Linked DNA regions of Homo sapiens: region 2 is linked to region 1. Evidence: chromatin contacts called from ENCODE Hi-C data. All regions are on one chromosome and are shown on one strand. Each heading gives the region's core, a stretch centred on a gene start or an enhancer-like site at or near the end of the contact. The rest is flanking DNA. Distances are from core to core; before and after follow the strand shown. Region 1 holds the start of LTO1 (LTO1 maturation factor of ABCE1). Region 2 holds the start of CLPB (ClpB family mitochondrial disaggregase).

Evidence for each region. A loop is a pair of places that touch in the nucleus more often than their neighbours do. Pooled maps may share reads with other maps.
Region 2: a map of CD8-positive, alpha-beta T cell shows a loop between it and region 1 (8-fold over the local background). The contact joins the promoter of CLPB here to the promoter of LTO1 in region 1. A Hi-C loop is called at or near these places in 2 of 168 maps with a recorded cell type or tissue (CD4-positive, alpha-beta T cell and CD8-positive, alpha-beta T cell) and 5 of 50 pooled maps.

What each region holds. Positions count from the first base shown.
Region 1 is chr11:69,673,378-69,676,847 of GRCh38, reverse strand. It overlaps LTO1 (LTO1 maturation factor of ABCE1), which reads left to right and starts at 1,495. Exons shown (of 5, transcript NM_153451.3): 1 at 1,495-1,658. The coding sequence starts at 1,609. RefSeq lists enhancers at 1,134-1,333, 1,203-1,703 and a silencer at 1,824-1,913.
Region 2 is chr11:72,432,618-72,436,087 of GRCh38, reverse strand. It overlaps CLPB (ClpB family mitochondrial disaggregase), which reads left to right and starts at 1,557. Exons shown (of 16, transcript NM_001258392.3): 1 at 1,557-2,016. The coding sequence starts at 1,614. RefSeq lists enhancers at 606-1,412, 1,476-1,935.

The sequences.
Region 1 (3,470 bases), core at 246-2,745:
TCCAATTAATTTGTAATTCTTCTTTTTACCACATGAGAAGGCTTTACATCTATGAGAGTCCATTGTCTGGGCCATTTACTTTATTTCACTGGTCTGCCACTTCTTGAACCAACATACCACAATATTTATATTGACACTTTATCTTTTCATATCTGATATGAAAATCATTTTTTTCTAAAACATCTTAGTTATTTTTATTAGTTTATTCATACGGATGAAAAAGTTTAGGATTTTGACACATTTTACCAGATCTCATGGAATTTTCTTTGGTACTGCACTTGTTCAGTTCCCCAATCCTCAATCATGGTAGAGCTGTAGTTTTCCTTATATGGGTCCTGCTCAAATTGTTAGAAATTCTTATTTCTAAGAAATGTATTATGACTATCATAAGGCGATTTTCCCATCACCACCCCTGCTCAGGTTACTACCAATTATTGTTGGAATAACAGAAAGTGTTTTTTTCCCTATTCATCATACACATAGCTACTTGCTGCGATTATGGATTCTGAGAACGTCTTAGGTGACTATTTGGGTTTTCCACGTGGGCCATCATATCTGCAAATAGTAGTATTTCTGCCTTTTTTTTTTTTTTTTTTTTTTTTTGGTATTTCCACTTCTTGCTTCATGTTTTACTGCATTGGCCAGGGCTGGTAGAAAGATGTTCAGTGGTCACGTGAGGTTTTACTACTGACTTTATTAGGAATGCTTCTGGTGTTTCTCATCTGAGTTCCGTTGTCGCTTAGACTTTGAAATCCCTTTTTAAAAATCGTGTTCAGAAAGCACATCTCATGGAAATGACAAATATGAGAACTAAAACCGACAAATTTCTGCCCAAAATCCCACATGCAGAGCCTCCTGGCCTGGAGCCTCCTGAGGCGTCGGTTCTTTGATGACTTCCCATTTCTTTTCCCTTTTTTTTTTTTTTTTTGACGGAGTCTGGCTCTGTCGCCAGTCTGGAGTGCAGTGGTGCGATCTCGGCTCACTGCAACCTCCGCCTCCCAGCTTCCAGTGATTCTCCTGCCTCAGCCTCCCGAGTAGCTGGGATTACAGGCGCCTGCCACCATGCCCGGCTAATTTTTGTATTTTCAGTAAAGACGAGGTTTCACCATGTTGGCCAGGCTGGTCTCGAACTCCCGAACTCAGGTGATCCGCGCGCCTCGGCCTCCCAAAGTGCTGGGATGACAGGCGTGAGCCACCGCGCCAGCTGATGACTTCCCATTTCTTCCTTGGTTCTTTCGGAGCCACTTTGGGAAATTCGGTTCTATCTGCAGTGGTAAAATACAGGTCGGCTCTCCACGCGCGCGGCCAATGGACGCTCCCAGCGCGGACAGACAGGCCCTTTGCTGGAGCTGGGCAGGGCGAAAGGACCCCAGGGCGGGGCTTCAGTCGAGGCCGGCCCCGCCCACCGCTGCAGCCGCGCATGCGCCATGTACAGGCTGCTTTGGGCCCTCCCGCGTGCCGTTCTTACCCGGCCTGCCCCGCGCCGCCGCTTCCGGAAGTGGGTCTCGTCTCCTCCCAAGCGGAGCATTTGTGCCTGAAGCTGCCGGGTCTGCTACGGCACCGCGGGGCTGCAGAAACCCGGGGGCCAAGGGCGGGCTGCTTGCCGCTATGGCTGGCAGTCAGGACATATTCGATGCCATCGTGATGGCGGATGAGAGGTGGGTGGTGAGGCCGGGCCCGCACCCCGCCCTGTCTGGTCGTCTCCCAGCGGCTTCGCCGCCGGCTGCGGCCCAGGGCGGCTGCTGGAGCCTGGCGTCCCTTGGGCGTGCGCATTGGGGAGCGCCTGGTGGCCGTGGACGCAGGGACAAGTGTGGGCCTGATGCTCTGGTCCTCTTCTCCTGGCCCGCTCCGGCGGGGCACGTGCCCAGCTGCTCTTCCAGACCCGCCTTCCCTGTCAGGGCTGCCCCAAACATCTGCTCAGCCTGGTGGTTCCCCTCCTCCGAGGCCGCCTCGTCCTCTGGGAGGACAGACCTTTGCCATCTGGGAGCTGCCTTTTTTTCTGGTTCCTTAATCATAGGACATACGGCAGTATTCATGGATGTGCTGATAGATGTACCCGACCACACCCCTTTTCCCTCCAGAGCCCCTGGGGAGCCCCTCGTGCTGCGACAGTGGGGGAGCTGTGAGTTGCCTCCTGGCTGACTTCCAGTGCCCGGCCCAGAGGACGCGTCCATAGATGTTAGTTAAGAAAGCGGCCGAACATTTAGCAGTCAGGCGCTGACGTTTATTTAGCTCGCGCTGTGAGTCAGACACTGAGCTAAACGTTCCACCCTGGTTATCTACTTCAGCCCTACTTAGTAAGTGGATCCTATTATTCTTCGGAATTTACAGACTAGGAGGCACAGTCACTTTCCAGGGTCACACAACTATTAAGTGGGGAGCTATGCACCCTGCTTCATGGGGCGCTGCAGCCCACTCCTTGCATGTTTGGTGACTGCAGGTTAAGATAGTGGCAGTTCCACTGTTGGGCCTCAGGGTCAGTGCTACTCCGGGTACCAGTCGGAGAACATTTTGTGGTGATCTGATGCCATTTCTCTCTGTTGCCCTACCCATGTGATGTCAAACCCTGTGTATGTTGCAGTTTTTTGGAAGCGGTTGACTTGGGCTAGTGCTACTTGAACACTCACAGAACTTTGGCCCCCTAACTCTGGCTGCAAACCAGACTTATCTAGGAGACTTTGAAAAGTAGATTCCGGGCCAGATGCGGTGGCTGACGCCTGTAATCCCAGCACTTTGGGAGGCCGAGGCGGGCGGATCACGAGGTCAGGAGATCCAGACCATCCTAGCTAACATGGTGAAACCCCGTCTCTACTAAAAATACAAAAAATTAGCCGGATGTGGTGGTGGGCGCCTGTAGTCTCAGCTACTTGGGAGGCTGAGGCAGGAGAGCGTGAACCCGGGAAGCAGAGCTTGCAGTGAGCCGAGATCGCACCACTGCACTCCAGCCTGGGCGACAAAGCGAGACTCCATCTCAAGAAAAGAAAAGTGGATTGCAGGCCAGGTGCGGTGGCCCTCACTTGTAATCCCAACACTTGGAGCGGCCAAAGCTGGAGGATCGCTTGAGCCCAGGAGTTTGAGGCTATAGTGAGCTGTGATCATACCACTGCACTCCAGGCAGGGCAACAGAGACCCTGTCTCAAAAAAAAAAAAAAAAAAAAGGAAGAAAGAAAAGTAGATTCCAGGGCCTTGCTCCAGACGTACTGAATCTCTGGGGGTGAGGCTTTTGAGTTAATATCTTTGAATTTTCCTTGTGTGTTTCTAGTACCCTATCAGGTTTGGGAATCCCTAATTTAGCCCTTTGTTGTAGATGAAGAAACTGGGCTACAAGAGGTACAGTGACTTCCAGAGGCAAATAGGAAGTGGTAGATCTGGGACTGGAATCTGTGTCTTCTGACTTGAATTTTAGGCTTTTCCTCCTTTACTCTGGTTTGTCTTACTGGGTCCGGGTAATACAAGAGAGAGAAGTTTTT
Region 2 (3,470 bases), core at 308-2,807, 2.8 Mb before region 1:
AAAAGTGAAAAAACAAAGTCCTTGTCTCATGGGGCTCATGCTGTAGTGGAGAAAGACAATAAAAATGTAGTATGTCAGATGGTGATAAATGCTGTGAAGGAAAATTAGGATGGGGTGCGTAGGATTACTATTTTAACCAGAATGGTCAGGGAAGACTCTGATCATGTGAAGTCTGAGCAGACGTACAAGACTTGGAAGAAACAGAACTGGCACAAAGAAGAACTTCCTCCTTTGCCTACCTATGGGTTCAGTTTGGAAAAGAGGGGGCGGGATGGGAGTGCAGGTGTTAATGGAAACTATATGCTCAAAATCAGAAGACCTGAGCATTACTTTACTCCAGGTGATTTACTGGCAAATCTTTTCACCTTTGAGCCTCAATTCCCTTCACTGTAGACGGGAATAACAGTTCTTGCCCAGCTTCTCACACACAGCTGCCATGAGGATCAGATGAGATGACCCACTTGAAAGCCCTTTAAAAATAACACAATCAGGGCCAGGCGCAGTGGCTCACGCCAGTAATCCCAGTACTTAGGGAGGCTGAGGCAGGTGGGTCGCTTGAGGTCAGGAGTTGGAGACCAGCCTGGCCAACATGGTGAAACCCCGTCTCTACTACTAAAAATACAAAAATTAGCCAAGCGTGGTGGTGCGTGCCTGTAATCCCAGCTACTCGGTAGGCTGAGGTGGGAGAATCGCTTGGACCAGGGAGACGGAGGTTGCAGTGAGCCGAGATGGCGCCACTGCACTCCAGTTTGGGCGGCAGAGTGAGATTCTGTCTCAAAAAAAAAAAAAAAAAAAAGACCGGAAGTCAACTCTTCAAATAAAATGTATTCCTATCTCAGGTGCAGTAGTTACCCTAAACATCTTTTTGAAAGGCCGCCCAGGCTGAAAAAAGAGATAGGCTAAACTAAATAAGCATAAGTTTCATAATATGCCTCTGCTGAAGATTCTTGGGTAATTTACACCAGTCAAAAATTGTGGGCCGGGCGCGGTGGCTCACGCTTGTAACCCCAGCATTTTGGGAGGCCGAGGCGGGCGGATCGCCTGAGGTCAGGAGTTAGAGACCAGCCTGGCCAACGTGGTGAAACCCCGTTTCCACTAAAAATACAAAAATTAGCTGGGCATGGTGGCGGGCGCCTGTAATCCCAGCTACTCGGGAGACTGAGGTAGGAGAATTGCTTGAACACAGGAGACGAAGGTTGCAGTGAGCCGAGATCGCGCCACGGCACTCCGGCCTGTGAGACAGAGCGAGACTCCGTCTCAAAAAAAAAAAAAAAAAAAAAGTGTGTCGTGTGCTTCAACTAAACTAGGAAAGAAGTCTTGGGATTCTAATCTTTAACTCTAATCGCCACGCCCCTTCACCCGAACTCTATTTCCCAATATGCCCCGGGCTTCTATAATCCCGCAGTCATTGTGACGCAATCCCACAGCCTTCTGGGAAACGTAGTTTATTTATTCTCCAGCTGGGGAAAGGCTTAGGGCTGTGGACTACCTCTCCCGTGAGGTAGTGCGCAACTCCACCCTGTTCGCGGCGTCTTCGAACGCGCCGCGGCAGCCATGTTGGACGTGGTCAGCACAGGGGCCGGCACCACGGGGTTATCGAAGCAGCTGTCAAGATGCTGGGGTCCCTGGTGTTGAGGAGAAAAGCACTGGCGCCACGGCTACTCCTCCGGCTGCTCAGGTCCCCAACGCTCCGGGGCCATGGAGGTGCTTCCGGCCGGAATGTGACTACTGGGAGTCTCGGGGAGCCGCAGTGGCTGAGGGTAGCCACCGGGGGGCGCCCTGGAACATCGCCGGCCTTGTTCTCCGGACGTGGGGCAGCCACCGGGGGGCGCCAGGGAGGACGCTTCGATACCAAATGCCTCGCGGCTGCCACTTGGGGACGCCTTCCTGGTCCCGAAGAAACACTCCCAGGACAGGACAGCTGGAACGGGGTCCCCAGCAGGGCCGGACTGGGCATGTGCGCCCTGGCCGCAGCGCTGGTGGTTCATTGCTACAGCAAGAGTCCGTCCAACAAGGGTGATTATGAGATCTGGGTTTGAGGAAGGGAGAGGCGGGAAGATTGTCCTAACTTCGTATCTTAGGAGGGTGGGAGGTACTTATAGGTTTAGATCCTTAGAGCCTAAGTCTTGGAGGGACTCAGACATCATCTGGTTACAGGGGCAGGGTGTTGCCCTAGAGACCTCATCACCTCGGAGTTGTATAATCTCGTACCATAGATCCGCTTCCCCTCTCTGGGCATCATTTTATCCATCTGTACAATGGGGATATTGGACTAAACATCTAATATTATAGCATGGTCCCCTTATGTTTCTCATATTCTGCCTGGTCCAATTCCTCTTTCCTGAGATCTCCAGGAAACGGAAATTATGGGGTGTTTTAAGGGCAACCGCCAGATGGTTTAGAGAAGTTGCCAAACCGCTCCCCCCTACCCCCCGCCACCAAAGGTGCCAGAGTCAGGAACAACCTGACTCGGTTCTAATGCCAGCTTGACCTCAATTTATTTATTTATTTATTTATTTATTTATTTATTTATTTATTTATTTATTTCTGAGATGGAGTCTTGCTCTGTCGCCAAGCTGGAGTGCAGTGGCGCAATCTCGGCCCACTGCAACCTCCGCCTCCCGGGTTCAAGCTATTCTCCTGCCTTAGCCTCCCAAGTAGCTGGGACTACAGGTGCGGGCCACCACACCCAGCTAATTTTTGTATTTTTAGTTGTTGGTCAGGATGGTCTCGATCTCTTGACCTCCTGATCCACCCGCCTTGGCCTCCCAAAGTACTGGGATTACAGGCGTGAGCCACCGCGTCTGACCAATTTCTTTATTTATATAGTGAAGGATAGTTTCCCAACATTTTTACAGTACTGTTATTTTGACTCTTTTTGGAGTTCAGCGGCCTGAGTCTGTCAGTCTCAGGATTTTGCTGTGTCTGGTCTCACATGCTGTGAGGTGATCTTGCCATGTGGGATAGTTGGCAGGAGAAGGAAGGTGGATTCCTGGAGGCCCAAGGGCAACTGCTGGGGGACTGGCTGATCCCGATTAGCATCTCATTTGGATCCGGGGAGCTAAGCAGCAGCTGAGAGAGTGGACAGAGAGCCAGACTGATGACCTATGTGAGTCCAGCCATTCAGGTTCTTAGTTGTTCCTCAAGAAGAAAGACTGAGGCATGGTGTCCATAGATTCCATGCACCCCAAGCTCTGAGAATTTGGAGCAAGAGTTGGGGAGTAGGGAGTGCCTTGACTTTGATTCGTTTGATGTGGCCAATTGTAAAGGAAGGACTTTGGTCTGGGAGAGACAACACTGGGGATCTTGTTTTGGTTCTGTGTCTAACTCTCATTGTGAATTTGGACTTTTGCTTCTCCTCACGGGTCCTCTGTTTCCTCATCTACAAAATGAGGGTTTTGAAATAGACACTAAGGGCATCGAGCTTAGGCATGTTGTAATCCTATAACTTCCAGCATTTTTGGGGGTAC